Linked DNA regions of Homo sapiens: regions 2, 3 and 4 are each linked to region 1. A link is an interaction called in ENCODE POLR2A ChIA-PET data of the cell type or tissue named here. Cell type or tissue: HepG2. All regions are shown on one strand. Each heading gives the region's core, and the rest is flanking DNA. Links, peaks and the distances in the headings are about the cores only.

What was found. ChIA-PET counts read pairs that join two places held together with the same protein. Peaks named below come from ENCODE experiments on the same cell type or tissue, not always from the same donor. Only the 100,000 strongest peaks of a DNase experiment are listed, where the experiment ranks them.
Region 2: POLR2A ChIA-PET joins it to region 1 with 11 read pairs; 3 of 35 experiments call an interaction of 5 or more read pairs at or near these places.
Region 3: POLR2A ChIA-PET joins it to region 1 with 23 read pairs; 5 of 35 experiments call an interaction of 5 or more read pairs at or near these places.
Region 4: POLR2A ChIA-PET joins it to region 1 with 13 read pairs; 2 of 35 experiments call an interaction of 5 or more read pairs at or near these places.

What each region holds. Positions count from the first base shown.
Region 1 is chr6:11,295,124-11,302,722 of GRCh38, reverse strand. LOC105374925 (a long non-coding RNA gene) reads right to left here. Exons shown (of 6, transcript XR_001743967.2): 1 at 3,710-7,599. It also overlaps a transcript of NEDD9 not described here. Among named protein-coding and RNA genes, the nearest start is that of NEDD9, 66 kb to the right of the region's middle. RefSeq lists an enhancer at 3,377-4,134. In HepG2, for the core only: no CTCF peak of the experiment used is centred there; DNase peaks (open chromatin) are centred at 3,382, 3,862 and 5,492; H3K4me3 peaks cover 599 bases.
Region 2 is chr6:11,388,598-11,396,196 of GRCh38, reverse strand. It overlaps LOC105374927 (a long non-coding RNA gene), which reads left to right and starts at 1,335. Exons shown (of 2, transcript XR_926477.3): 1 at 1,335-1,802; 2 at 3,139-4,322. RefSeq lists a silencer at 1,072-1,284. In HepG2, for the core only: no CTCF peak of the experiment used is centred there; DNase peaks (open chromatin) are centred at 2,336, 3,016 and 3,506.
Region 3 is chr6:11,363,400-11,370,998 of GRCh38, reverse strand. It overlaps a transcript of NEDD9 not described here. Among named protein-coding and RNA genes, the nearest start is that of NEDD9, 130 kb to the right of the region's middle. RefSeq lists enhancers at 1-263, 264-765 and a silencer at 5,589-5,883. In HepG2, for the core only: no CTCF peak of the experiment used is centred there; DNase peaks (open chromatin) are centred at 3,138 and 5,788.
Region 4 is chr6:11,215,038-11,222,564 of GRCh38, reverse strand. The region is part of intron 1 of NEDD9 (neural precursor cell expressed, developmentally down-regulated 9); the gene reads left to right. LOC124901256 (a long non-coding RNA gene) reads left to right here. Exons shown (of 2, transcript XR_007059449.1): 2 at 2,576-2,704. Among named protein-coding and RNA genes, the nearest start is that of NEDD9, 14 kb to the left of the region's middle. In HepG2, for the core only: a CTCF peak has its summit at 3,542; DNase peaks (open chromatin) are centred at 3,604, 4,471 and 5,014; H3K4me3 peaks cover 2,414 bases.

The sequences.
Region 1 (7,599 bases), core at 1,414-6,413:
AGATTTGTGTATGTTGAACCAGCCTTGCATCCCAGGGATGTAGCCAATGTGATCGTGGTGGATAAGCTTTTTGATGTGCTGCTGGATTCGGTTTGCCAGTATTTTATTGAGGATTTTTGCATCAATGTTCATCAGGGATATGGCCTAAAATTATCTTTTTTTGTTGTGTCTCTACCAGGCTTTGGTATCAGGATGATTCTAGCCTCATAAAATGAGTTAGGGAGGATTCCCCTTTTTTCTATTGATTGAAATAGTTTCAGAAGGAATGGTACCAGCTCCTCTTTGTACCTCTGGTAGAATTCAGCTGTGAATCTGTCTGGTCCTGGACTTTTTTTGGTTGGTAGGCTATTAATTATTGCCTCAATTTCAGAGCCTGTTATTGGTCAATCCAGAGATTCAATTTCTTCCTGGTTTAGTCTTGAGAGAGTGTATGTGTCCAGGAATTTATCCATTTCTTCTAGATTTTCTAGTTTATTTGCATAGAGGTGTTTATAGTATTCTCTGATGGTAGTTTGCATTTCTGTGGGATCAGTGGTGATATCCCCTTTATCATTTTTTATTGCATCTATTTGATTCTTCTCTCTTTTCTTTTTTATTGGTCTTGCTAGCAGTCTATCTATTTTGTTGATCTTTTTAAAAAAACAGCTCCTGGATTCATTGATTTTTTGAAGGGTTTTTTGTGTCTCTCTCTCCTTCAGTTCTGCTCTGATCTTTGTTATTTCTTGCCTTCTGCTAGCTGTTGAATTTGTTTGCTCTTGCTTCTCTAGTTCTTTTAATTGTGATGTTAGAGTGTCGATTTTAGATCTTTCCTGCTTTCTCTTGTATGCATTTAGTGCTATAAATTTCCCTCTACACACTGCTCTAAATGTATCCCAGAGATTCTGGTGTGTTGCATCTTTTTTCTCATTGGTTTCAAAGAACATCTTTATTTCTGCCTTCATTTCGTTACTTACCCAGTAGTCATTCAGGAGCATGTTGTTCAGTTTCCATGTAGTTGTGTGGTTTTGAGTGGGTTTATTAATCCTGAGTTCTAATTTGATTGCACTGTAGTCAGGGAGAGTTTGTTGTGGTTTCTGTTCTTTTACATTTGCTGAGGAGTGCTTTACTTCCAACTAAGTGGTCAATTTTAGAATAAGTGCAATGTGGTGCTGAGAAGAATGTATATTCTGTTGATTTGGGGTGGAGAGTTCTGTAGATGTCTATTAGGTCTACTTGGTGCAGAGCTGAGTTCAAGCCCTCGATATCCTTGTTAACCTTCTGTCTCATTGATCTGTCTAATACTGACAGTGGGGTTTTAAAGTCTCCCATTATTATTGTGTGGGAGTCTAAGTCTCTTTGTAGATCTCTAAGGACTTGCTTTATGAATCTGGTTGCTCCTGTATTGGGTGCATATATATTTAGGATAGTTAGCTCTTCTTGGTGAATTGATCCCCTTACCATTATGTGGTGGCCTTCTTTGTCTCTTTTGATCTTTGTTGGTTTAAAGTCTGTTTTATCAGAGACTAGGATTGTAACCCCTGCTTTTTTTTGCTTTCCATTTGTTTGGTAGATCTTCCTCCATCCCTTTATTTTGAGCCTATGTGCGTCTTTGCACATGAAATGGGTCTCCTGAATACAGCACACCCATGGGTCTTGACTCTTTATCCAATTTGCCAGTCCGTGACTTTTAACTGGGGCATTTAGCCCATTTTCACTTAAGATTAATATTGTTATGTGTGAATTTGATCCTGTCATTTTGATGTTAGCTCATTATTTTGCCTGTTAATTGATGCAGTTTCTTCATAGCATCAATGGTCTTTACAATTTGGCATGTTTTTGCAGTGGCTAGTACCAGTTATTCCTTTCCATGCTTAGTGCTTCCTTCAGGAGCTCTTCTTATAAGGCAGGCCTGGTAGTGACAAAATCTCTCAGCATTTGCTTGTCTATAAAGGATTTTATTTCTCCTTCACTTATGAAGCTTAGTTTGGCTGGATATGAGATTCTGGGTTGAAAATTCTTTTCTTTAAGAATGTTGAATATTGGCCCCCACTCTCTTCTGGCTTGTAGGGTTTCTGCCAACAGATCCGCTGTTAGTCTGATGGGCTTCCCTTTGTGGGTAACCCGACCTTTCTCTCTGGCTGCCCTTAACATTTTTTCTTTCATTTCAACCTTGGTGAATCTGACAATTATGTGTCTTGGGGTTACTCTTCTTGAGGAGTATCTTTGTGGTGTTCTCTGTATTTCCTGAATTTGAATGTTGGCCTGCCTTGCTAGGTTGAGGAAGTTTTCCAGGATAATATCCTGAAGAGTGTTTTCCAACTTGATTCCATTCTTCCCGTCACTTTCAGGTACACCAATCAAACGTAGATTTGGTCTTTTCTTATAGTCTTATATTTCCTGGAGGCTTTGTTCATTTCCTTTTACTCTTTTTTTCTCTAAACTTCTCTTCTTGCTTTATTTCATTAATTTGATCTTCAATCACTGATATCCTTTCTTCCACTTGATCGAATAGGCTATTGAATCTTGTGCATGAGTCATGAAGTTCTCATGCCGTGGTTTTCAGCTCCATCAGGTCATTTAAGGTCTTCTCTACACTGTTTATTCTAGTTAGCCATTCATCTAATCTTTTTTCAAGGTTTTTAGCTTCCTTGCAATGGGTTAGAACATGCTCCTTTAGCTCAGAGAAGTTTGTTATCACAGACCTTCTGAAGCCAACTTCTGTCAACTCATCAAACTCATTCTCTGTCCCGTTTTGTTCCTTTGCTGGTGAGGGGCTGCAATCCTTTGGAGGAGAAGAGGCACTCTGTTTTTTTGGAATTTTCAGCTTTTCTGCTCTGGTTTCTCCCCATCTTTGTGGTTTTATCTACCTTTGGACTTTGACATTGGTGACCTACAGATGGAGTTTCGGTGTGGATGTCCTTTTTGTTGATGTTGATGCTATTCCTTTCCGTTTGTTAGTTTTCCTTCTTACAGACCCCTCAGCTTCAGGTCTGTTGGAGTTTGCTGGAGGTCTAATCCAGACCCTGTTTGCCTGGGTATCACCAGCGGAGGCTGCAGAACAGCAAATATTGCTGCCTGATCCTTCCTCTGGAAGCTTCGTCCCAGGGGGGCACTCACCTGTTTGAGGTGTCTGTTGGCCCCTACTGGGAAGTGTTTCCCAGTCAGGCTACACAGGGGTCAAGGACCCACTTGAGGAGGCAGTCTGTCCGTTCTTGGAGCTCAAATGCCATGCTGAGAGAACCGCTGCTCTCTTCAGAGTTGTCAGACAGGGACGTTTAAGTCTGCAGAAGCTGTCTGCTGCCTTTTGTTCTCCTATGCCCTGACCCCAGAGGTGGAATCTGTAGAAGTAGTAGGCCTTACTGAGCTGTGGTGGGCTCTGCCCAGTTTGTACTTCCTGGCCTCTTTGTTTTCACTGTGACACTTTGTTTACTCAAGCCTCAGCAATGGCAGATGCCCCTCCCCCCCTCAAGCTGCAGCGTTGCAGGTCGATCTCAGACTGCAGCGCTAGCAGTGAGCAAGGCTCTGTGGGCGTGGGACCCACTGAGCCGGCACAGGAGGGTATCTTCTTGTCTGCTGGTTGCTAAGACTGTGGGAAAAGCACAGTATTTGGTCAGGAGTGTACTGTTTCTCCAGGTACAGTCTGTCATGGCTTCCCTTGGCTAGGAAAGGGAAATACCCCAACCCCTTGCATTTCCCTGATGAGGCAATGCCCCACCCTGCTTCAGCTCACCCTCCATGGGCTGCATCCACTGTCCAACCGGTCCCAGTGAGATGAATCAGGTGCCTCAGTTGGAAATGCAGAAATCACCCATCTTCTGCATCAATCTTGCTGGGAGCTGCAGACTGGAGCTGTTCCTATTCGTCCATCTTGGACAATAGCCCGCTTACTGTGATGTTTTAAGGTCAAGGTAATGACCTCTTAACAATCCTCGCTAGTACTAGATTCTATGGCAAAAGTCTGTCACAGAACTGGATACTTCAGAGGCTTCCACCAAACCAAATTAGTAATCCAAACTGGAACAAACTATATTTATTTGTGAATTCTCAATCCATTCAATATAAATACCAATTTCTCTATGAATAGTGAAACAAAAAATGTCTCTCTTCTCATTTTTTATACCTACTCAGCCAACATTACTAAACTGAGACAAAAACAGAGAGATACAGGGAGATAAAACATTCCCTGAAGCAAGTCAGTATTTCATTCCAGCTGTAACTCTGCAATTAACATTAGTTCTATGGTATTTCCAATACATGCTGATTCTCAACTTTTGGAATTCTAAACCTAAAAACCATATAATTTCACCACCTCAATTTTTTAATTTGCTTTAGAATTATCTATGTTGAGTCAAAAGGGCCTTTGAGGTCTTTAATTTCATGACTTCTGGGTGATTTTTTCCCCCATTATTAAACTTTATTTTAACTTTTCATACACACAGATACACACACTCACACACACACATCACTTCACACTACGCATACATATATTCCTACTGCTCTTTTTCAGGTAGGATGCTGGTTAAAAATATGGACTGGGGCTGGGTGCAGTGGCTCATGCCTGTAATCCCAGCACTTTGGGAGGTCAAGGCGGGCAGATAAGTTGAGGTCAGGAGTTCGAGAGCAGCCTGACCAACAGAGTGAAACCCCATCTCTACTAAAAATAGAAAAATTAGCTGGGTGTAGTGGTGCGCACCTATAGTAACAGCTATTCAGAAGGCTGAGGCATGAGAATTGCTTGAACCCCAGAGGCAGAGGTTGCAGTGAGCTGTGATTGCACCACTGCACTCCAACCTAGGCGACAAAGCGAGACTCTGTCTCCAAAAAAAAAAAAAGAAAAGAAAAAAAAATACGGACTAGAAGCCATACTGCCTAGTTTGAATCCCAGTCTTGCCTCTATTGAGTAATAGGGCCTTGAACAAGTTATTAACCCTCTTTGTGCCTCAGTTTCTTCATCTACAATATGAGAATGAGAATAGTACCGACCTCAAAGGGTTTGTGATGATTAAACATGCATGTTGCTTAGAATTGTGTTTGGCACGTACTAAGCCCTCAAAAGAAGCTTCCTGAGTTTTATAGCACATAAAAAGTCAAGTCAGTGCAGCTAAAAGAAATCATTGAAGGGAGAAGATGAGAGACACAGAGCATAATGAAAGGCCTGGTGGGAGAATGAGCCTTGGGAATCTGGATGGGGCTAGACTTGGTCACTCACCTGAACTTCCTTAAGCTGTGATTTTTCTGGTTCCAGAGGTGACAATGAAGACACCATGAGTGAAGGCATGGACAGAAAAATTCACTGGGGAAGCCTGTGCTAAACTCATAAATACTCTTAAAAGTAAACCCCTTACAAGAAGCCTCAGCAAATAAAAGCAAGCCCTGAGGGAACTGCACTAATATCAGTGTGAGGAGGAAGGCGGAGAGGTCTCCTCACACCTGGAGAGCTGTCCCTGGCTGCAGAGAGGCTGGCACCCTGCAGCATTCTTTTCCCAGGATGGTTCTGTTTTATTTCATTTTCAAAGAGCTGGTAGTTAAACATTTACCATTGCTCCACTGAAGACAATAAAGAATAAAGGGGCTGGCTCAGAAAAAAATGAAAACCAAAAAAAAAAAAAAACAAAACAAATTAAACTGCAAAGCTTTTTCACCTTTGCATTAGGGCAGGAAGCCTGCAGCCAGGCATGGCATGTTATAGTTTATCTAAAGAAAAAAAGCCAAATCGGCTGGGCGTGGTGGCTCACGCCTATAATACCAGCACTTTGGGAGGCCGAGGTGGGTGGACCGCCTGAGGTCAGGAGTTCAAGACTAGCCTGGGCAAGATGGCGAAACCATGTCTCTACTAAAAATACAAAAATTAGCCGGGCATGGTGATGTGCACCTGTAATCCCAGCTACTCCGGAGGCTGAGGCAGGAGAATTGCTTGAACCCAGGAGGTGAAGGTTGCAGTGAGCTCAGATCACGCTACTGCACTCCAGCATGGGTGATAGAGCAAGACTTTGTCTCAAAAAAGAGAAAGAAAGAAAAGAAAGGAAGGAAGGAAGGAAGGAAGGAAGGAAGGAAGGAAGGAAGGGAAAGGAAAGGAAAGGAAAGGAAAGGAAGGAAGGAAAGGAAGGAAGGAAGGAAGAAAGAAAGGAAGGAAGGAAATTTTGCCATTCTTTCCCACTAAATGCAAGTTCACTGCAGTTCCAAGGTACTTATCCACACCGTGTATTTACATCTGCCTCAGGTTTGTAGTAAATGCTGTAAACAGAGAGATGTGATGAAGAGAGGTAATGCATATTCTTTATCACCTCTCTAAAAACATGATTATCCTGACCTATTGTAGGGAATATGAAAACACTATGTAGTGAGAATTACCATCCTGCTTCATTATACTTAAAAGAGAATTTAACCTGTTCAGATTTCTGAGTTGTTCCTTAAGTATAAAAGTGAAAGAATCAGGATCAAAACGAAGAACCTCTAAATCCGCCTATTGTATCTGCTTGGGCTGCCATGACAAGGTATCACAGAGTGGGGGCTTAAACAACAGAAATTTATTCTCTCACAGTTCTGGAGGCTGGAAGTCCAAGATAAGGTGTCTGCAGGGTTGATTTCTCCTGAAGCCTCTCTCCTTGACTTGTAGACCTTCATCTTCTCCCTGTGTGGTCTTCCCTCTGTGGGTGGCTGTGTCCTCATCTCCTCTTCTTATAAGGACTCCTGTCATATTGGATTAGGGCCCACCCATGTGACCTCATTTTAACTTAATTACTTCTGTGAAGACCCTATCTCTAAACACAGTCACATTTGGAGTTCCTTGGTGTTAAAGTTTCAACATGAATTTGGGGTGGGGGTCACAATTCAGTCCATCACACACCTAACGTGGGTGTAATGTGTCTACAGGAACAGTTTGATTGAGCAACACCACAGGTTGCATTCCCAGAGAAGCAAATTTTGAGATGGAGATTGGCATGCTGGAAGTTTGTGGAGAGTGCTCCTGGGAAACTGTCAAGGCAAGAGAGGAAGCAGGATTAGGCAGAGGAGGAAGCTGAAATCAGGATAAAGACCCCAGCAAGTCACAGAGGCCCTCCAAAGCTGGGATGTCCTTCCATGTTGTCTGAACTGAGGCAAGGTAGTTGGAAGTTTATGCCCCTTCCTAGACAGTCACTGTAAACAGGCCACCCGAGGGAGGAGGTGTGCTGTGCCTCAGCTGGGGACAATCTCAAGAGGGGACTCTGAAGCAAGCTGCTAGGTGCCAACCCTTCCATAGCTGACAGAATGATTGACTAAGCCTGAAGTGGGGTGTCAGGTCATGGACCCCAGTGTCCACTACAAATCTGAAATTTACTTTCCTCAAGTGAGTGGAAGGACTTACCATTATCTTCTTAAGAAATATCTCGCACCCTACAGAATGGGAGAAAATATTTGCAAACCATCCATCTGATAATGGGTTAACAGTCAGAAAAATAAAACGCACTCATACAATAATAACAATAAAACATAATCTGGCTAAATAAATGGGCAGAGAACCTGAAAAGACATTTGTCAAAAGAAGACATACAAATGGCCAAGAGGTACATACAAAGGTGTGCAATATCACTAATTGTATTAGTCTGTTCTCACACTGCTAATAAAGACCTACCCAAGACT
Region 2 (7,599 bases), core at 1,140-6,139, 94 kb before region 1:
GAGTTAAGAAGAAAAGGAATTGCTGGCTGGGCACGGTGGCTCACACCTGTAATCCTGGCACTTTGGGAGGCCGAGGTGGGTGGATTACCTGAGGTCAGCAGTTCAAGACAAGCCTGACCAACATGGTGAAACCCTGTCTCTACTAAAAATACAAAAAAATTAGCTAGACATGGTGGTGGGCGCTTGTAATCCTAGCTACTTGGGAGGCTGAGGTAGGAGAATCGCTTCAACCTAGATGGCAGAGGTTGCAGTGAGCCGAGATCACACCATTGCACTCCAGCCTGGGCAACGAGAGCAAAACTCCGTCTCAAAAAAAAAAGAAGAAAAGGAATTGCCAAGATAAGTGATGCTGCAGAAAGGTAAGGTAAGACAAAGAAATGGAAAGCACCCATTGGATCTAGAAAAGCATCTGGAGGACCTTAGTGGCTCCTAGGAACTGTGATAGTATTCCCTCCCCTAGGAAGCCTCTTTACATACCTTTTCCATAGTGCTTAATAATCAGAATGTGAGCAGACTGACCTGTCAGTTACCCAGCAAGTTGGACTGTAAGCTGCCCAAGGGCTTTGGGCAAGGGAATGGTATTTACTGGACAAATCTATGGGCTGGGTGCCTGCCAGGTAATTTGCATATACTAATATATTTGATTCTCACTGCAACCCAGTGAGATAGGTGTAATTTCCCACTTCACAGATGCAGAAATTGAGGTTCCACAAGGCTAAATAACTAATCCAAGATCTAACAACTACTAAGTAGCAATGCTGACCCTAAAACTTTGATCTTCCTGACTCTGTGCTTACTAGGGAGCGGGGTTGGGGGTGGGTAGTGTTTCTTCCCCTCCCTCCCAGGTCATCTGAAAGTCTCTTATTGAGGCAGCCATTGCTGGCTTCTTATCCAATAACTATCCTTTCTCCCTGCTAAGGATCCTGAATTGTGTTTCTGAATGGGGCATCTTTGTGCTTTGGGAAAGACTGAGCCTTTTATTTTTTAATTTTAATTTTAAATTTTACTTTACGTTCCAAGATACATGTGCAGAATGTGCAGGTTTGTTACACAGGTATACATTTGTCATGGTGGTTTGCTGCACCTATCAACCTGTCATCTAGGTTTTAAGCCCCACGTGCATTAGGTATTTGTCCTAATGCTCTCCCTCCCCTTGCCCCCCCACCCACCGAGAGGCCCTGGTGTGTGTTGTTCCCCTCCTTGTGTCCATGTGTTCTCATTGTTCAACTCCCACTTATGAGCGAGAACATGTGGTGTTTGGTTTTCTGTTCCTGTGTTAGTTTGCTGAGAATGATGACTTCCAGCTTCATCCATGTCCCTGCAAAGGACATGAACTCATTCCTTTTTATGGCTGCAGACTGAGCCTTTTCTTAACCCCAGGAGGTAAAATGTGACGGTCCTAAACCATTTAGGACCATTTCATTTGCTTTGTTGTTGACTGGCTTAGGAACAGGCTTGGGATGCAATTCTGCCTCTAAGACTTGTGGATATGTCTGCTGGAGAGTGAGCCTTGGAGGAAGAGTTTTTCTAGGAAAGGAATCATCTCTCAAAAAGAAGCATAGAGATCCGAAGAGCAGTGAGCCTTTCTTTTGGGTTTTTTAATTTATTTTCATTTAGATGTGGTTGGGAATGCACCGCCTAGAGCTATTGCAGACAGTTTGCAATCATGAGGGAACCAAGAACTTCAGACCAAAGCTGATATGAAGACTTCTATGGAACTGTTGAATTAACCAATGCTGGACCCACCCTACCCCCTGGATTCTTGCTTGATGAGGCAGCAAATATCTATTGTTCAACCCAGTGTAAGTTGTATTTTTACATTATTTGGAGCAAAAATATCCAATCTGTGTAGTCTCCCAGACCATGTCTGTTTTTACTCACCAGTTTATTCCAGCTCTGAACAGAGTGCTTATTGCTCAAAAAATATGTTTTGATGGGCAGCAGGAAGACTGTTATTTAAAAAAAGTAAAAATGAATGAATTTGGTTAATTATTATAAAGTGTAGGAGGCTGAGGACACAATCATTTTTAGAGAATCTTCTCTAAAAGTGCAACAGGAAGAGAAAATGTAGCATACCACAAAGACAAGTTCCTCCCAGTGCTCTGCCGGCATAGTGCCACTGAGGGCATTATGTGCTATGACCCCTATGGATCAGATGGCCGTTCACTCCCATGTAATTAATTAAAATTGAAATCAGCTTTTGTCCCCGATTACTGAGGCTCAAACTAAAAACAGCCCAGAATGTATTCTCAGTCAGGAGGTGGCTGTGTTGGAGATTTGTGTTGGCATCTCTGAGCTGTGACCACAGCACACATTTTTGTGGGAAATATCGGATGACACTTTTCCAGCAGCATTCTTCCATTAGGAAGGTTGGTGGGGGTGGTGGCAGGGCTCAATGGATCCAAGAGACCTTTTCTTCTTCTGAAACTCGTTTAGACTCGTTCTTCCCCAGTTAATGAGGCCATTTTGTGCCCCTTTCAGAGCTAATGTAGCTGGAGAAACCAAAGGGTGCGAAATTTAGAAACATCAGAGTCCCCTTCCCAAAGCCTCATTTTGCAAGGCCCTATGTGGTTTGTGGGAGCAACTTGAGGTCCTGGTTACTGATAAAAATTATATAATTTTAGAACTTTTCATAAGCCAATGTGGCCTCCTTGTTAAAGAACAGCAATTAGAGCCTTGAAGTACTGAATGCAATTACCTAAACTGTTTTCCAAATGCCCATATTCAGTCTTGGTTCTCGGGACTGATGTCTTCCTCCCCTTTGGCCCCTTCTCACGCTCATTCATTCAGCTACATCATTCTAGCTGTGGTACCCCGATATGGCTCAGCTTCAGTATATGCAGGGGTGAGCCAGGAAGAAAATTCCAGTCCAGGATTCGGAGAAAAGTCTCTCTGTGCCTACCCTGCCCGTGGTGCTATGCTGAGGGAGGTGACCATGAGTGATTTCGTACGTGCAGATTGTCACGTTTGACCCTATGATCCTGGCTGATGAAACCAGGAAATGGCAGTTGTCTTTGAAGACAGCCATCAGCAAACTGGCTGGCAGCCAGGGAGATAACACAGTGGGAATCTCTACACGATAAGGGTTGCCTAGTGCCCTGCAGTGAACAATGAACTATATCAGATATTTTCTTTTAGGGAACTTGAAAATGACACAGAGAGAAATGCAAGTGGCAATAGGATCCAGAAACCGAGAGACTCATGGAAAGGAGGCAGCCGGTGGAAGCAGGAGACAGCAGAAGCCAAGCCAAACAGCAAAAGAAGGAAATTGAAAGGAGCCAGAAGGGGTCATCTGAGAGATGTCAAGAGTGGCAGCAGAAACAGACAGGCACCTCCTGTGCCAATGCCTGCTTTTGAGAGATCAAGATCATGGTATCTGTAGACTGAGAACAAAGTGTGAGACTCAGAACTAAGTCCATTCAAGCTCTGCATTTCTTTGTTATGTCCCTTTCATCAGTAATTTCCATTAGTTCCTTACATCTCTTTCATCATGAATTTCCACCAGAGAATCTAATTGCATCAGACTCGCTGAAAAAGTTTAACTAATAGATCCAATATTTACCAGCCTGTGATCTTGGGTAAGTCACGTATCCTGCACGAACATGAGTTGTTTCATCTCTATGTGTGATAGGCAAAATAATAGCCCTAAACATGTCCACATCCTAATTCTCAGAATTTGAGACTATGTTACCTTACATGGCAAAAGGGATTTTGCAGATATGATTAAGTTACAACATTGAGATAGGGTCCTATGTTATACATGTGGGCCCAGTCTAATCATATGGGTTCTTAAAATCAGGGAGAGATTTTCCCAGCTGTGGTCAAGGAGAGATGTGATGAGGGAAGAATGGTCAGAGAGATGCTGCACTACTGGCTTTCAAGATAGAGGAAGGGGCCGTGAACCAAGGAATGTGGATGGCCTCTAGAAGCTGGAAAAAGGCAAGGAAGCAGATTCTTCCCAACCTAAAGAGGAGGAACACAGCCTGCCAAACACCCCAGCTTTAGCCCTGTTAAACCTGTGTTAAACTTTTAACCTATAGAACTGTAATATAACAGATTTGTGTTGTTTTAAGCTGTTAAGTTTGCAGTAACTTGTTACAGCAGCAATAGAAAACTAATACATTCTGATGGCTAACACTACATATGCATGGGAAAATGTCTAAAAGAATGTATTCTCCAATGTAACATTGGTTTTGTCATCTTTTCAAATTATTTCTTTTTTCTGGTTTCAATAACGACTGTGTGTTATTTGTGTAATAAAGAAATGATGGAAATGTTAAAGAATAAGTAATATGTACTAAATAAAGTTAGATGACCTCTAAGGCTCCACCTAACTGTGGCATTATCTGAGCAATCCAGCTGGTGGCTTAATTGCCAATCCATATCCTGTTTCTTCTTGGATGCCATAGACAGGTCTTAACTCCTCCACAAAGGAACCAGAAAGAGCAATTTCAAATCACTCCTGGTGTCTTTATTTTCCATATCTCAGATACAAATATGTATTCACCCGTATATGATATCAGTGTGTTTCTACATTTTTATGTGTCCTTTTATTTATTTTTTTTACAAATTATAATCAGATATAATTATAGGGTGCACAGTGATGTTATGGTGTATGTATACAACGAGGAATGTTGGAATCAAGCTAATTAACATATCCATCCCCTTAAATACTTATCATTTATTCCTCTTGTCTAACTTTCTACCCCTTTACCACCACCTCCCCATTCCCTGACCTCCAGCCTCTGGTATTTTTACATTATTTGGAGCAAAAATCATTTTACCATCATTTTGCTCTCTATTAGTTAAATTATTCTAGATTCCACATATGAGTGAGAGCAGGCAGTATTTGTCTTTCTGTGCCTGGCTTATTTCACTTAGCATAATGTCTTCCATATCCATCCCTGTTGTTGCAAATTATAGGATTTCTTTCTTTTTAAGGCTAAATTGTATTCCATTGTGTGTATATACCACATTTTCTTTATCCATTCGTTCACTGATGGACACAGGAAAATTTCCTATTTTAGCTATTATAAACAGTGCTGCAGTAAACATGGGAGTACAGATATCTCTTCAACATAATTTCAAGTCCTTAGGATATATATATCCCGAAGTGGAACTGCGGCATCTATATGGAATTTTTAAAAGATTTCATTGGCCGGGCGTGATGGCTCAAGCCTGTAGTCCCAGCACTTTGGGAAGCCAAGCCGGGTGGATCACGAGGTCAGGAGTTCAAGACCATCCTGGCTAATATGGTGAAACCCCATCTCTACTAAAAAATACAAAAAAATTAGCCGGGCATGGTGGCTTGCACCTGTAATCCCAGCTACTCGGGAGTCTGAGGCAGGAGAATCACTTGAACTGGGAGGCGGAGGTTGCAGTGAGCAGAGATCATGCCACTGCACTCCAGCCTGGCAACAGAGCAAGATTCTGCAAGATTCTGTCTCAAAAAAAAAAAAAAGAAAGAAAAAAAAAAAAAGAAAAGATTTCATTGGTTGGTAAGTAATGATACATAATACATACATATTTGGTAAATAACAAATACAACAAATATGTGTTGTCGTGTAGTCTTGAGGTCATTCAGATGATGTATGTTTTGTAAAGTCTTCGTGGGTTCTGGTATGGTGCATTATGACAGATCTCAAAATTGTGTTGCTAGAGCTCAAGATTAAAAAGGACATTTTAGAGAGTTTGTGGCCAAAACAAGGCTTGCCTATCATTACAGTCTCCCAGCAGTCTCATCTAAAGTCTAAAAAAGCTCATTCACAATCCACTCAGTGTCAACAGGTGAGGGCTACTAGCTGATACTAGAGTTATCAATACCGATGATAGGCACAGCAAATGGAACCGTGCAGCTCATTAGAAGATACTTACGAACCACTTAAACTTAAGAACTTGGCTTTAGTGAGTTAAAAATGCAGAGTATGCCCTGCAAAACCAGTTTCCACTTGAGCAAGAATTTGTTAGTTCTTATCACAGCCAACCATCTTCCGGAATTTGAATGGCCCTAAACCTAATTTGGCGTTTTGGACAGGACAATAGGTACTTGCGTGACATGGTTGGGGAATAACGCACAGCTGTTTCCCATTTAGGTCACTTTGATCTATGACTGAGCCAAATACCTGGGCCTGTCCCCAGCCAAACTACACCCCAGAGGAATGAAGGAAATAGAGCAGAATTTTAGGAGCAGGGATCTCAGTACTTTTTTAATCAAGTTTTTATTCATCAAATATTTGTTGGATGCTGTAGAAGTGTTCTCAAACATTCATGTCCGTAAGATTTGCCTAGGACAGTCCCACGACCAAGACAAACAGAATTTGCAGTTGAGTCACAGAGCCTGGGAATCTACATTTAACCAGCCTCATAGGTGATTCTGATAAGAGACCTCCATGGACTACTTTGTAAAATGTTTAGTTTGGTCTCCAGAATGAATAAACAACAGTTCCCTGCCCTCTGGAGCCTCAAAGTCCAGGGAATGGAGATACACTATTGTGACATTATGTGATTAATAGAGGGCCTGGTGACAGTGAAGGAGGAAAGGAAGACTCTGTCCAGGGGATACCAAGGGGTTGCCAGAAAGACAAGGAGAAAGGGCATTCTAGGCAGGGGAACAGCCTTTACATGCCATAACCATGAGAAATTATGGAATAGGAGGGGACCGAGAGCAGCCTCAATGTTTAATAAATTAGCAGACTCAGGTATTTCTTTATAGCAACACAAATGGACTGAGACAAATGGAAGTATGGGACGAGAAGGCTGGCCCCTGGTTTAAATGGGATGAACTTATCCAGAGAAAGCAGGAGCATGAACATGTGTGGGGCCCAAGGGTGAATCACAGTTTGATGTGATGGGAAGGTGAAGGGCACTGCAGAGGTGGACAAGGCAGGAGAGAATGTAAAGAGAAGAGTGGACTGCCATTCACCAGCACAGTCATTTCAATTCTATTTTGTAGGCAACAGGAAGTTGGCAAAAGTCTTTAAGCAGAAAGTGAACATGAGAAGATATGAAGTTTGTCTATGGAAGTATCTAATATTTTGAAGATGTTCATTCAATTAATATCTCCTGAGGACCTGGTGTATTGGCCCATTCAGGCTGCTATACCAAATAACTAGGACTGAGTAACTTACAAACAACAGAAAGTGATTGCTCCCAGTAGTGGAGGCTGGAAGTCTAAGATCAAGGCGCCAGCAGATTCAGTGTCTGCTGAGGTCCCTCTTCCTCATAGATAGTGCCTTCCAGCTGGGTCTGCATGTGGTGAGAGGAGCAAAAGACTCCTTCAGGCCTCTTTTATAAGGGGACTAATTCCATTCATCAGGACACTGTCCTCATCTCCTAATCACCTCTCAAATGCCCCACTTCCTAATAATAACACCTTAAGAATTAGGTTCCAACATATGAATTTTGGGGGGGACACAAAAATCTGAACCATAGCACCTACCGTGTTCCTAACAGTGTTCTATAGAGGCTAGAAGAGGACCTCACAGCTAGGAATTGTTGTAACAGTCTGAGCAATTAACGTCTAAACTAAGAAAGTGGCAAGGGACACACAGAGAGGGAACTGAATGCGTCAACAAGATTGGATTTGAGATTTAATTTAAA
Region 3 (7,599 bases), core at 1,216-6,215, 68 kb before region 1:
GATCCCTGCCAGGCTCCGTCCCCTTCCTCATTCAGCTCTGGGCCACAAGTCACCCAATCCGCCAGCCCTCCCTCACATGCCATGCAAAATGGCCACGGGGTCACCTCTGTCACCCTCCCCGTTGTCACCTGTCCTCAACACCACCCGACGCCGTGCAGACTGACGTACTGGCTTATGGTCTGTTTCTGCCTCTGAACCGTTGGCTCCGTGGGTGGGTGAAGGACGTTATTTTGTCCCCTGCTGTGTTCTTGGCACATGGGAGGTGCTGGAGGGACATCTGCTGAAGGAACGAGTGAGTGAGCCAGTGAGTGGATCATCCAGTGAGCGTGAGGGACGGGTGCTACCAGGCAGGGAAAGAAGCTCTCTGTAAGCAGGGAAGCCTGCTCAGAAGTGAAGCTGGTATGGCCCTTGCAAAACGGGAAGGACACAGAAAAGCATGAGGAGATTGTGAGGGGAAGAAAAGGCGGCTTGAGGAGAGCCTTGTGCACCTAGTGGGTCGGTGAGGGAACCATTTGGACTGGAATGCAGGTCTTGGGAGGACAGGGGTGGGAGCCGTCCTCCAGCCGTGTGTGCGTGCTGTAGGCAAAGGCAGACTTTTCCTCAGGAAAGCAAATTTGGATCCGCTCCAGCATTTGAATAACAGCCTGATTGAAAAACAAAGCTCTACTCTACATAGCAGAGCAAAGAATGGTTTTGGTCAGAGCATTTTTCAAAGACAATGTTCCTCACTTCTTGCTTCAGCATAGGAAAACGTCAGCAGAGCTTCGGTGCAGCGTTTTACTCTAAGCAGGCCTGTGATTCAGGGGCTGGCCTCCTTGGGTTCCCACAAGCATGATTTAGCAGAGAGATGTGTCTATTTCATCATTAAACGAAATGTTCCTTAGGGAAAAGACTCTTTATATACCTCAGTTGACATCCCTAATGATATTCCCTGAATACCCAGTTAGAGAAGTGTTAGCCTCTTCTATGTCATACTTTCTATCTGCTGAGTAATTTCTTTCTTAATTGCACAGAAGAGCCACTTGGCCCAACACTCCCTATTTGAGTTCGACCTAGCAGAGATTTCTTTCTTTTGAGGCTATGTGAAATGCAGTTGAGCATGATATTGAAAACATGAACACAATCCAAAAGTCCATCAGTAGGGTCCTTATTACAATTTGGCAATCCACACTTTGGAATACTGTGCTACTGGTGAAAAAGAAGAAAGAGGATATACACAAAGATATGAAAAGATGTGAATCAAATACAAAGCAACAAATGCAAAAGAACATACAGTACAAGCCCATTTTTATCTATCTCATTGTAGAATAAAAGTCTAGCAAAATATAGACTCCCAAATATTTTTAAATGTTTTGGGATTGGGTTTATAAGACAGGTTCACTTTCTGCAGTAGACATTGTCTGTCTTTAGATATTTAAAAATGAGTTTACGTTGCTTTGTGATTGAAAACTGGCTCAAATTTTAAAAACTCTGTGTGTGTACACGTGCACAATCACTCATGCATGCCAGGTTGTGTAGTACACAGGAGCAATGGTTGGAGAAATGGGGAGTTCCTAATAAAATTTAACAGTAGGAATGTGTTTTTAAGATTATTTTACTTAAAAATAATAATTCTTCTCCCCTCGTCAGGCTTATCTTTTGACCATTTTTGTTTTGGCTTGTTTTCTTGTTTTGTTAATTTGTTAATAAATAATTGATAAAAATAAATGGCAAAGCAAAAAAAAAGTTCTAAGCAATGTAAGAAAGTCATGGCATACTCTCTAAGGAGATTCTTTCTCTGCAGCATGGGAACATTCACAAAGCAACTATCAAGCAACATAAGTTGGGGAAATGATCATCAGGGTTCAGGAAATGGACAGATTCAAGAAGGTTGGAGTGCTTAAGAGAGAACCAACTGCCTGAGTTCAAATCCAACCTGTACCACCCACCTGCCATGTGCTATTGAGCAAATTACTTTACTTTTCTGTTTCTCTGTTTCTCATCTGCACAAAGGAGGTAATAAGAGCCCTACCTCACCGGTGGTTTTGAAGGTTTTATGAGTCAATGGATGATTTTGAATGTTACATGAGTCAACACACACACAGCACCTAAAGTGGTATCTGACACATTAAGTGCTCAATACATATTAGCTAGTGGGAGGAAGAGGAGGAGAGGGAATGAGTTTTCATAAAAGAGAAGGGATGTAAAGAATGAGTAGGGTTTGACAGAAAAAAGAATTCCAGAAGATCAAGAAAAAAACAAAACCCAAAGGCTTATAGGATACATGAAATGATCCAGTTAAATTCACCCCAACCTCTGTAAAGAAAGCCGAAATGATATTTCATGACTAGATGATAAACATAAGCAGATATGTACAAGCACTCAAATGAAATAGAAGGAGGGTTTTTTAAAGTTAGCTTTCCTTTATTATTCTGTAGACCCTTCTGTGTGTCAGTCATCAGTCAACAAATTCGTATGGAGCTACGTGGTGGTGTAGCTCCCACCAGCATGGAACTTTTTCCAAGTGGGTTTAAAGTTGGAAAACCATGGCGATCATTTGTTTTATTGTGTGTTGATTAGTAGCGTATCCAAGAGTTGTGGTAGTTACTTCGGTGTGACTCATTCAGGAATAGAAGAAAGATTCATTGTATTACTCTTAAAATATAAACAATTCTTAATTTTTCTGTGCTAATGAAGAACCACAGGAATAAATATAGTTGATAGATTAAATTATGTTTATTTTATTTTATCTGTAAATTAAGCAAATCTTCATTGTTTTGCCTTTTTGAAACTTTTCTCCATCTGTTTGGGTTTCTGGGTACCCCCCAGCCCTGGTGTCTTCTTCCCAGCTTGCAAACAGCCATCAGGGCCCAAGGGCAAGGGGAGAAGCCACTGAGGGCCAGACTGCGCACAGTAGCTTCCAAGCAGGCCCTGGGTAATTGAGTTGCTTGACCTTGGCAAGCACAGAACCAGCCTCATCCACGAAAACACGAAAAACACATGTGACTAGGTGCTGAGACTGATGCTTTTGATCACCAGCCCTGACCACACTGAAGAGCCCTTTTAAGAACCAAGGTCCAGTCTCATACAATCCCGAGAGTTCAGACAAAAAGGCCAAAATTCCATAGCTCTGCCGGACTTATTTGCAAGGGGTGCTGTGTAGAAGGTGCCGAAATGGCTAGTAGCTAGGTTTAAGCAATTACAGTCACTAGTTGGTTCAAAGGGATGCCATTCACTCCTGGAATCCTGCTGTCAATGATTGAGCTAGGGAGTTTGGTCTCCAGGGAAGAGTTAAACATTAGACAGGAACCATTACAAAACTTTCCACTAAAAATAAGTTCCTTGTAAGAGAAGTTGAGAGACTTGCTAATTGCAGCTTACTCTAAACCTAATGACAGTCTGTATCATTTGCAAAGAAAGCACAGGATGTGTGAATGATGGTGAGGGAAGTGGGGAGTCTTGGCAGATAGATCTGACTCTGATAGATGCAGTTGGTCCTCTAGACTAGTGATCCATTTTGGAGTAAACTGCATTGGGAGACTGATCAAATTTCCTTTCTCCAGGATTCTTACCAACAGTAAAGACTGATAAAACACATTTGTGCTGCTGTGTTTTTCAAAAGCTCGGCCATATAATAACTTTAACAGACTCCCTAAATTTCAAACATTTCCTTGATGTAGGATGATCACAATAGAAAGGAATGTTATTCTCATCCAGCCATCGGTAAGCTTTTGTCTTCCTTAATCCCAGAAACTAAATCACTGGCTACCTCAGAGGCTCTGACCTAAATCTTAATTGATGCCCACTGCACTTTCAGACCACTGTGTGTGATTTTAACCAGACAAACCAAGGAGGAAGGATTAATGAAGAAAGCCTAATATTTTGACCAATCATAGAGTCCACTGCAGTGCCCTTTCCATTTTAATTGAGCTTTATACGGTTCTCCTCTCGAGGTAACCCTCCTTTCTTAATGTTCAGTACAGCAAAAACTAATCTAGGTTTTCTTTTTAATGTTTGATTTATCTCTTCAATCTTGGTGCTAGGTAACAACATTGGATCAAAATATTAACAGCCAAGATTTAGATATTATTTTACAATTAACACAGCACATTGACTCATATTATTTCACTTTCACAGTGGTCCTGGGGCATGTTTATTGTATCTCCCACTCTACAGATAGTGAAACTGAGGAGATCACGGTGGGAAAGATGACGTAACTCACATGAAGTTGGGCAACTGATCAGATGACACAGCTAGGACTGAAGCCTGGGTCCCCTAAGTCATTTGCTTAGAGCTCATTCAATGACGAGGCAACTCCTTGCTGTGCATCCTTTCAGCACACGTTGTTGGTGTGAAGACGCTGGTTTTCATCAGACTAAAATGCATCTTACTTCAAGATAGGCAGTTTCTGTTTTGGTTTCCACCTCTCATACATTGCTTTTAAAGTGCCAACCTCTAATGGCTATCCCATGAGAAAATCTACTGTAAGTATGAAGTGACCCTTTGGTACTACCAGTTTTTCATCCTAAATCCCTTTTCTTTCTTCTTTCTTTTCCTTTCTCTCTTTCTTTCTTTTTTCTTTCTTTCTTCCTTTCTTTTTCTTTTTTCTTTCTTCTTTTATTTCTCTCTCTCTCTGTCTTGCTCCCCCTTTCTTTCTTTCTTCATTTCTTTCTTTCTTTCTCTCTGTCTTTCTCCTTTCTTTCTTTCTCTTTCTTTCTTTCTTTCCTTCCTTCCTTCCTTCCTTCCTTCTTTCTCAGACTCTCACTCTGTCACCCACGCACAATCTCGGCTCACTGCAACCTCTGCCTCCCAGGTTCAAGTGATTCTCCTGCTTCAGCCTGCTGAGTAGCTGGGGTTACAGGCACATGCCACCACACCCGGTTACTTTTTGTAGTTTTAATAGAGACTGGGTTTCACCTTGTTGGTCAGGCTGGTCTCAAACTCCTGACCTCATGATCTGCCCACCTTGGCCTCCCAAAGTGCTGGGATTACAGGTGTGAGCCACCACGCCCAGCCTCTTTCTTTTTTTGACTGTGTCTCTTGCTCTGTCACTCAGGCTGGAGTGCAGTAGCACAATCTCGGCTCACGGCAACCTCTGCCTCCTGGGCTCAAGTGATTCTCCAGCCTCAGCCCCCCGAGTAGTTGGGTCTACAGATGCATGCCATCACATCCACCTAATTTTTGTATTTTTAGTAGAGACAGGGTTTCACCATGTTGGCCAGGCTAGTCTTGAATTCCTGAGCTCAAAGTGATCCGCCCACCTCGGCCTCCCAAAGTGCTGGGATTACAGGCGTGAGCCACTGCGCCCGGCCCCATTTTATTTTCTTTCTTCTTTTTCTTGGCATTTGTTATGATCAAGCCTTTTTTTTAAGTACTGAATATCCATGGACTCCTTCCAGTTTTACCTCATCAAAATGTGCTTGCAGGGAAGGATTTGGTCTTGTTGATTTCAATTAATGTAACTCCAAGCCACCACTCTTCTGCTATTCACCTTTTAATCTATATTTCTTACTATACATAAGAAGCTTTGCTTCTCTACTTATTTCAAGGAGTGTAGGGTGAAGATGAGGTTTTTAAATCACGGTATCTTTCTTCAGTCCTTTCCTCCAAATTCTACACGTAGATGTACTGTGCTTCAGCCAACTTATCTCTAACTAGGACATTCAGATCTACTAACTAAGCTATGACTTATTATAGGCAGGCGGTCAGCAGGAAGAGCTGTTTTTTTTTGAAAGTAGGACAAGAATAGGTCTATGGAATGTTGGGGTCACTTGGTTTCCTCAATGGAAAGAAACGGGATGTTTCTGCATTAACTAGAACACTTGAAAGGTAGGGAGGGGTGAGGGTGATTGAGAAATGATTTCAACAAACAGAACATTAAGTACTCTGTTTGTCAGACAGCGTGTTCCCATCTGGGGGGTGAGTGGCAGAAAACATAGTCGCCATCATGAGAAGAGCTCCCCTAAATCTGCCCACCCACCTCCAACTCTTGCTCCAGTCAGTTTTTCTGAATGCCCAGCCTGCTACACTGACCCTCACCGCTCTTACCCCGGTGCCAGGGTGAGAGAGGCCAGGGATCAGGTAAGGAAAGAGGAGAGGAAATGCAGAGGCTCCATTTGGCTTATAAAGGAACTGTACCATAATAGTTATTATTGTTTAAAAAAATAGCATGACATCCATTCTATTTCTCTCCCTCTTCTTCAAAGATATTTCAGCCTCAGGGACTTTCTGCTTGTTAGTGGGATGGCGAAAAATGCATGATAGATTTCTAGTTAGTAGGTAGAAGGGACGGGAGATTACATCCTAATACAGTAGAGTAACTATGTTTTATTGAGCACTTAATATGTACTGAGTGAACACACCTGCTTTGATTCACAACCACTTAATGAGGGAACTTTGGAGCCTCCTTAAGGGTTACAAGCAAAAGCTGTGGAGTCAGCTTGCCTGGGTTCAAATCCTAGTTGTGCCATGTACCTGCTGTGTGGCCTTGGTATAGTTACTTAACCTCTCCATGAATCAGCTTCCTCACCTTAAAATGGAGATAATTATAATGTCACACACCTTTGGGGGGAATTCCCAAGGCCACCCCCAGGTTCAATGACTCATTAGGAGGACCCACAGGATTCATCATAGAGACATGCCCACAGCTAAGTTCTATTACCTCAAAGACAAATCAGAATCAGCAAAGGGGAAAGCAACAGAAGAAACCAGACATGAGCTACCAAGAGTCCTCTCCTAGGGGAGTCACACAGGACATACTTAACTCCTCCAGCAACGAGTTATGACAGGTATGAAATGTTGTCTACTAGGGAAGCTCAGTAGATACTTAGTGCCAGAGTTTTGATTTGGAGCTGGTCACTTAGACACCCTCTGTCTGGCATGTACACAAATTCCAGACTCCCAGAAGGAAAGCAGGTGTTCAGCATAAACCATGTTGTTTGCACACACAGTTAAGTCACAGTGAGCCACTCATATCACGGACCAGCAGGAACCCCTCACATGTTCCCAGATGCCAGCCAAGGGCCAGCCTTGCAAGCAGGATTGAGACAGCAGTCTCAGACCTGCTATGTGAACTCTTTACTGCTTGCTACCTTTTGATTGTTGTGAGATTACATAAGGTAATATATATATCTGTTGCTTACAACAGTGCCTAATTTGTGGGAAGCCCTACAGATTTTTTTAGCCCTTACTATTATGCAGAAAAAAAAATACTCAGGTTTAGAATGACTACACAGTCAAAATGGAACAAACTGGAATCTGAATTCACATATCCCCAAAAAAGGTTCATGCATCTATTCACATCACCCTAACATGAGCAAAGTAGCATCCTTCTTCAAACCGTAACTGGGGATGTTGTTGGTGGGTCCCTCCCTTTTCAGGTTCAGAGAAGATGGAGCCTTTCATTCCAGTTGTGTTCTGAAGACAGAGCTTCTTGGAGCTATAAGCACCATTAGGTTGCTTCTTTCTCAGGTTAAACCACTCAGAGTGCATTTATGGTCTGGTACTTAATGCCCCACATGAGCATATTTCAGACTTCCCCCCCATTCCATGAGGCTTGCTTTGTTGATGTCCTTCATTTTTCAGGATACGTATCCACAAATCCATAAGAATTTTCTTCCA
Region 4 (7,527 bases), core at 931-5,930, 80 kb after region 1:
AGCTTGTCTCTCCACCTCGGCACTGAACAATTTCACAATGAAGGTTTTTTGTTCCCTTTGCTCCTGCCACCTTTTCCCTGTCTTCTAACTAAGAAGCTGCAGCTTCAAAAACTCTTCCTTGAGACAGCTTAGTGGCTGCATTGCTGACAGTGTATGACTGTAAACACCTCTCAGCCAAGTGTGTGAATCTGTTTTCTAAAACTCTCTGAGGACCTCACAAGTGAAGTAGATAATACCAATCAGGCACCAAATCCAGGTCAAGTGACATCTAAAAGAGTTCCAGGGAGGGTTGCATCCTATTTACATCAACTCGGTTCTGGCTGGGAGATGGACAACAGTTGCCAGGATGTGTATGCATTTGTATTGGTGGGTTTAGATATAACCTTGGGCTGCATAGCTTGGTGAAGGAAGATAAGATAGACAGGAATGGAAAAATAGGAACCTCTTTTTCTTCTTTCAAACACCTTATCAGATGTTATAACTTGTGCATTTTGACTTTGAGAAATGACATCATTTTTGGAAGTATATTGTAATATAGTAGATTGGGGTCTCCTACTCCATTAAAACTTAATTCTTATTTCTCTTCCCTGAGTACCTGGATGTTAGAGGGATTTGTCTAGACAGGCAGATAGATATGATCCAGTGCCAACACTGTAATGCTGGCTGAAATCCAGATGGTTGTTTTATTGTTAATAAAATCTATCTTGTGGGTGGGTGGGTGTCAGGCCTTCATCATTATATGGTGCCTGTCAGATTTATCTACAGACAGAACCCTGAAAACAGCTTGTGCCTGCCCCGCATTTTTGACCCCTTGCCAAGATACTGTACTGAAATCTATCAAAATCAGGCAACCTGGGACAAATGCTTCGAGATTCCAAGGCTTAATAGCAACAGTGCTGACTTCTAAGATGGAGAAGATTCTCAGGAAGGGCATCCTTGTCCGGTGGGGAAAAATTCTAGATTAAGAGGTGAACCAGATGCTAGCTCTGGCTCTGCCGCTAATCTGAGACCCTCTGGGCTGTAAAATAAGGAGATTGGGTTAGAATGGTTCCTTCTTACTCTGAAATTCTACTCTAATCAACTCTGGTCAAGGTATGGGTGACTTCTGGTTCTAATACCTATAAAAAACCTAGGTGTTCTTCCCCCTTCTTTTTTTCTTTTTCTTTTTCTTTTTTTTTTTTTATGACAGAGTCTCGCTCTGTCACCCAGGCTGGAGTGCAATGGCGTGATCTCAGCTCACTGCAACCTCCGCCTCCCAGGTTCAAGCAATTCTCCTGCCTCAGCCTCCCGAGTAACTGAAACTGCAGGTGCACACCTCCATGCCTGGCTAATTTTTTGTATTTTAGTAGAGACGGGGTTTCACCATGTTGCCCAGGCTGGTCGCAAACTCCTGAGCTCAGGCAATCTGCCCACCTCAGCCTCCCAAAGTGCTGGGATTACAGGTGTGAGCCACCGTGCGCGGCCTCCACCTTCTTTAAGATTCTCAGGAGTTGCTTCGGTAAACCCAAAGACCACAGATGAGTGAAAAAGAACTCAGCAGTCAAATTCATCTTCCACCGTGGGCCAGGAAATAATAGAAGTTGACTGTGACATTGCACGTATACACACATATATGCAAATCTGCCTACTAACTCTTTGCCCTAAGATTTTGTTGGTTACATAGTAAACAAATCCTAGCATATGAATGTGTCTGTCCAGCACGAACCCTAAATCAAGCAAGAATAGATGGCATTCATTCAAGTATGGGGAAGGAGAGGAACCCAGCTTTTGAGGAACCCCTTTGTAATTGCACAGCTATGCTGTCCATATCATGTTACCAAATCTGGTCAGAGAGAGATTTCTTTCTGAGATCCAAATATCCAAATTTGCAGTGAGCATCAGATCTTTTCACCAGTCCTCAAAAAGTAACTTCACTTTGGTATATGAGCCACCAAAATAGTGCTGGGTTCCAAATGATCCTTCATCAGACAGGATTGGCCAGTGTGGAAGAGATGTTAAGATTCCAAGCCCTGGATCTACAACCACACACAGGGCGCTGCCCCACAGCACATCCAGGGAGTATTAACAGCTTCTCTTGCCATGTCAAAGAGTACCTTCGGGAGGCAAGTATTTAATGTCACATTTCTCAAACCTTCTCCCACTCAGACATGCTCAAAAGAGAATGCTATAGCTAAAGTTCACAAAGCTGGAAAATCTAAGAAAACTTGAGGACTCGGGGCAAAGTGAATGACGTCAAGATTCGGCGGGGGGGTCCAAGATACTCCTATAAGCTTTGTAACTGTCATAGGGGTCTAGAAGAAGCACTTCCCAGAAAATAAAAATTACTGCCTGAAATGCAGTCTGGGTGCCACAGGAGGCCTTGTGGGAAATGTTGAACACCTCTCAGCAGTGGGCAGAAGGATGCCAGGGATTAGTGGGACAAAGTGGGGTCCTGCTTTTGCCTTTCTGTGAGCTCCATTCAGCTCACCTAGTGAAAAGTGTGTCAGAACACAGTCGACAAATAGTACTGGGAAAAAATTAGCATATCTTATATTATATCATAACTTATCATATCTTCTGTCTCCTGTATTGAAAGCTTCATGCCTGTGACTTCATAATCTCAAGAGGAACCAACTCAAAAAATTCGACATTCCAGATCTTCAGATGCAAGAACCTAAGTGTAAACCAAGTATTCTGAGAATTAAAATCCTGACACTTACAGATATCCATGTTTTCTGACTATGGCTGTTTCCTTCTCTGGGGAAAGCCCACATCCCCCTCTATCCCAAAGGTGATGGTGGGAAGGAAAGGAGAAATGTAGCCAAAATGGTTTGCAGTTCTCAGACCAAAGCCGGTTTTCGTCAGTATGCACAAAAGCACGTGAGCCTTTCTTTCTCTTCCCTGTTGTGCCCTGAGACTGACCTTGACAATGTTCATCCCTCAGCTGCCTGCCTTAGGACTGACTTCCTTGATGATGGCCATTTCCTTGAATGTGTCTGTTTCTCAGGGTCTGTCCTCTGCATGCATGCATTTGCGCATGCAGGCATGCAAACCCACAAGAGTCCAGGCTAAAGTTTTGGGGGATTGGGTACAGGAAAATCATGTCATTGAGAATGGGGCAACCCTGAGGCCATGGCAGGATCCCCTGCATGACAAATATAGAATGAAGTAAAAATAATCAGAGGAAGCCGGGCCATTGATGATGCTATCAGTCTTAGTGGGGTGATACACCAGACATTCTGTCTCATTTCTCTTCAAACGACCGCATGAGTGGTCATGGAAACTACAAGTCACACCTCTCCGTATTTGGAAAAGCAGATCGTTTCTCTGACATAGGAGTAATAAGCTTTCTTGACATTTTGATAGCAGTGAGGGAAGGGAAAAAAGGCAGGGAGGAGTTGGAGGTGGGGTGAGGGGTAGAAGCCGTCATGTGTCCTAGAGCTCTCTGTACCAGCGTTCTGGTCAACTGTACAGTATTTTCTTCCCACTCCTCAGGCATAGCTTGGGAACCAGGAACAGCAGAACCCAAGTGGTCTGGCAAAGTGTTTGAATGGTGCTCTGTCACCTAGTGCCAAAAGCAGATTGCTACACTGAAGGGAGAAAGGCTCTTAAAAGAGACCATTGTGTTTAATCTCACTGGGATGGTCAGTTCCTCTTGGCCTTCCTGTTTGCTCCGTAGTTGCGAACACTAGTTTCAGGGGGGTCAGGCTCCCGATCTGCGTCATTATCCTGTTTAAATAGGGAGGGGCAGGCCCTTTCCTGCTGTCTGTCTCCCATAGTCTCTGGCTGTGAGGCTTGAGTGACTTGGACATGACATTTCTCTTTCTGGTTCATTCATTTTCCCCACTTCCATCTGAAAATTCTAACCAAATGTCTTGCTGAATTCTCTAAGTACAACAATTTCACCCTCCCTGCAGACAATGAGGAAATCAGAGTCCAGAATCCATTTCAACTTAGCAAACATTTACTGAGTCTATATTTTGTTTCGGATACTGGGGTAAAGTTCTGGAAATGCAAAAGGAATTTGCATCTCTGAACTTAAGGAGTTCACAGTCTTGAACAGGGCAATCCAAGTTGTACTGTAAAGAAATAGTATGATCGAGAACTGGGAAAGGAAACAGCCTTTGAATAGATACCCATTCTGGTTAAATGGAAGATGGGTTTCGAGGGAGGAAGGAATTTAATGCAGGAAAGCCAATTGGGAAGCAATTTCTGTGCTACAGAAAAAAAAAAAAAAAAAGTTGCTGAAGACCTGAATGAAGGGTGGCAGTGAGGTGGAAAGCAGGGCCCCAGATGGGTTGCAGGTCATGAAGAGACACAGCAAACCTCTGCGGCTCTTACTGCACAGCTGTGTGCATGCTGTTAACCAAGCAAAGCAAAGCAGGAGAAAAAGGTGTTTGCACTTGCTTTTAGAGAGGAAGATGCCCATTAGACTGGATATAAGGGACTGGAATGCAGAAGAAATATCCAGCGAAGACTATGGCTTTAGGAATTATCTGTGTGTTCAGATGCCATCCTCCTGTAGAGCGTAAGCACATAGCTGAGAAGAGGAAAGTGCAAAGGACAAATCTCTTTGGAACATGATCACTTTAGGGATGGGAAAAAGATTTAGTCTCCAGTGGAGAATAAGGATGAGAGTGGTCAAGAGAAGACAGAGAACGAAAAAGTGGTATCGTGGAGGCCAGAAGAAGACAGTTTCAAGGAAGCTTGGGCTGGGGATCAAGGCTAGAGGCTGCTGCAATCAGGGTTCCCTCAGATAGGGCTCATGATCCTAAATGCTGATTTGCAATCCTGATTAGAGCCACAGCTTGTGTTGCACCTGTATTTCACTTGACTAAATTCTGTCCTAATTCTAGACCTGAAGACAAGAGGCCTGAATTCCTGTCTCAGCTCTAAGACTTTCTTGCCAGGTGAGCTGGCAAATCATTAACTTCTTGAGGCTCATTTTTTTCTTTTGTAAAGTGAAAGGGTTGGACGGTAATTGTTTAAAGTTCCTTCTGGCTTTCAAGTTCTGTGCCCTAACTGTTTTGGTGTTTTGCCAAGCTCTAGCTGCACTGCTAACTGCCAGCCTTTGGAGACTAACCATCCAAGTGAATATAGAGTTACATAGCTCTCTTATCTCTCCTTGATTTGTTTCTGTGTTGACCTTCCCTACCCTGGAGATAAATATCCAAGGGGGTGAGTGGGCAGGAGAAAGAGTACATCTTGAGTAGATTAAACTGCCTCTCTGGGGTTTTTCTAAGATAGCAGATCATCAGCTTCTGACTTTGTGGCTCAAGGAATCACACCTTTGCACTGAAGGAGAGGATCCCTCCACTTCCTTGCCAGAAGAATTCATTCTTGATTTTCCTATTACGACTGATGTGCACTTTTGAATGAGATGGTTTATGGTCCAGCTGAAATTCATTTGGCTGTTATGGTCTTACTGAAACCTTGCACCAACACCAAATCTTTTCGAAAGTCCAACTCCTGCCTCATGCCTTTTCCTACCTGCTGATGTATTATCTGTGTTGGAATCTGATGACATTTATCCATAATTTATCAAGTAGTATCATTATTAATATGTTGTCTCAGAAGTTCCCTTGAATGCAACCAATGGTTTCACTATTGCTGTTTGTAGGCAGATACTCAACAAGAGGTTGCAGTGACAAGAACTCATTCATAATTCAGAAATATACTGCTTTAAGATAACAGTTCTTCTGAAATGTAATCCTGAGCAAGATAAATATCAGATAGGTACAAAACATATATAATAGCATCATTGGAATAGGACCAAGCCTGGACTGCAAATGGAAAGGAGGCAAGGCGGGGAGGGAGCCTGAAGCCCAAGGGCCATCTAGCAAATTAAATAAAACATCACCATAGCTTACCAAAGACCGGGAAACTAAGGCCCAAAGGGATGCTGTTGCCTGGCAAAGTAACACAGCTAGAACCTAAGACCGCAAATATCCAATTTATTCCATAGACACAAAAAGAAGAACCGCTCCTCTTCAGAACTTTATCATATAATGGAACTGAGCCCAGTAACAAGGATGCTGCGTGGCTGAGCTAAGGTAGCTTAAAGTTCTGGAAAGAGGATTAAACTGAAAGAACGCAATTCTCTTTCCATCGCTGCCAATAGTGTGGTCTTGGGCAAATGATAAACTTCAAATCTATTTCCTCATCTGTGACACAAGGGCATTGTGTCCAGGTGATCTCTAAAGGTCCCTGGAGCCGTAAGCTTCGGTTTAGGAGAGTGGCTGGATGTAGACATTGGCTCTCTGTAGCTTGCGCAGATATTAAATAACTCATACTCCTGTTCGGCCAAGGCTGAGAATATGTATCGGTGTGTGAATAGGCTGGTGCCGGGGTCCTGGCTACTAACAGCACTGACAAGCTGTGCCTGAAACCTAATCTCTATGGGCACTGAGGAGGACTGCTGGGAAGTCCTGACAACCAGTCAGGAGGACTCACCTGCGGTGCCCACATTAGCCCAGACTGTGGGGCTCTGAGAGTTTCCCCCAAGAAGCAGCTCACAGGCCAGTGTAGAAACATTAGCCAGCTGCTCACCAGGTGGTAAGAAGGTTACTGGGGCAGGAGACAAAGAACGCCCAGGACGACTCTCGCACGGGGATTTCTATCTGCCTCTGATCAAGCATGCTCCGGTGCTCCACTTCAGTGCCTCATGGTGCTCTTGGAGTTGGAAGTGGCCCAATTCCGAATGCCTTGAGCTGATTTATGCTGATTAGATCTGTAGCCCTTTGCCTTTCTACTGTTTTCTGTTTCTCTTCTTTCCCTTCTTTGTAGCCAGTATAATTGCACAGCTACCAACCCTCAGCTCCCATACAACTAGCCCGACTCTGTTGCTTCTGATTTCATGTGGGGGCTTCCCGATTGCTGAATGGGCCCAGAAGAAAGGGACAGACAGAGGCCAGAGTGGTCAGCTATCTCCTCACTTAATAATCTCAGTACAGCTCTGGTGGAGTCATTTCCTGGAGGTCATTTTAGTAAAAGGACCAGAATCTTGTCCTCTGTAACTCTATGACTTCTCTTGTAAAATACAGAATACCCAAAAGATGGGAGAAGAGAAACAGAGACAATTTTAGGATTATGACACCATCCTTAAATGGTTCCATGAACAGGGGAAACTGCTGCCTGATTTTTTCTTTATGTATGTGAACTTTTCATTGTTAGATGAAACCCAGCGCCTCCTGGAATATTAACTACCCAGTGAAACCTTCCCCTGAAATATGCACTCCTCAGTTTCCCTTTAGCTTCCCTGGCCGCTCACCTCTCTGTGTCTCACACTTCCTGGATCTCATAACTGTCAAGAAAAAGGACTTCAACCTTATTCTTGAAGAGTATCACAAAGCTTCCTGAGGACTGTCCTCTATGGCTTTATCTCTTTTAATTGCCCTGGCTAAGAGGAACCTGGCTCACAGCAGCAGAACTGGACCCGTCCCAACTACTGAATAGAGGGCAGATCCCTTCCATTGCACAGCCCTCCAGAGCGGAAAACACACAGGACCCGTGGCAATGGGGCTAGCACAAGGGGACGCGAGTAGTGCA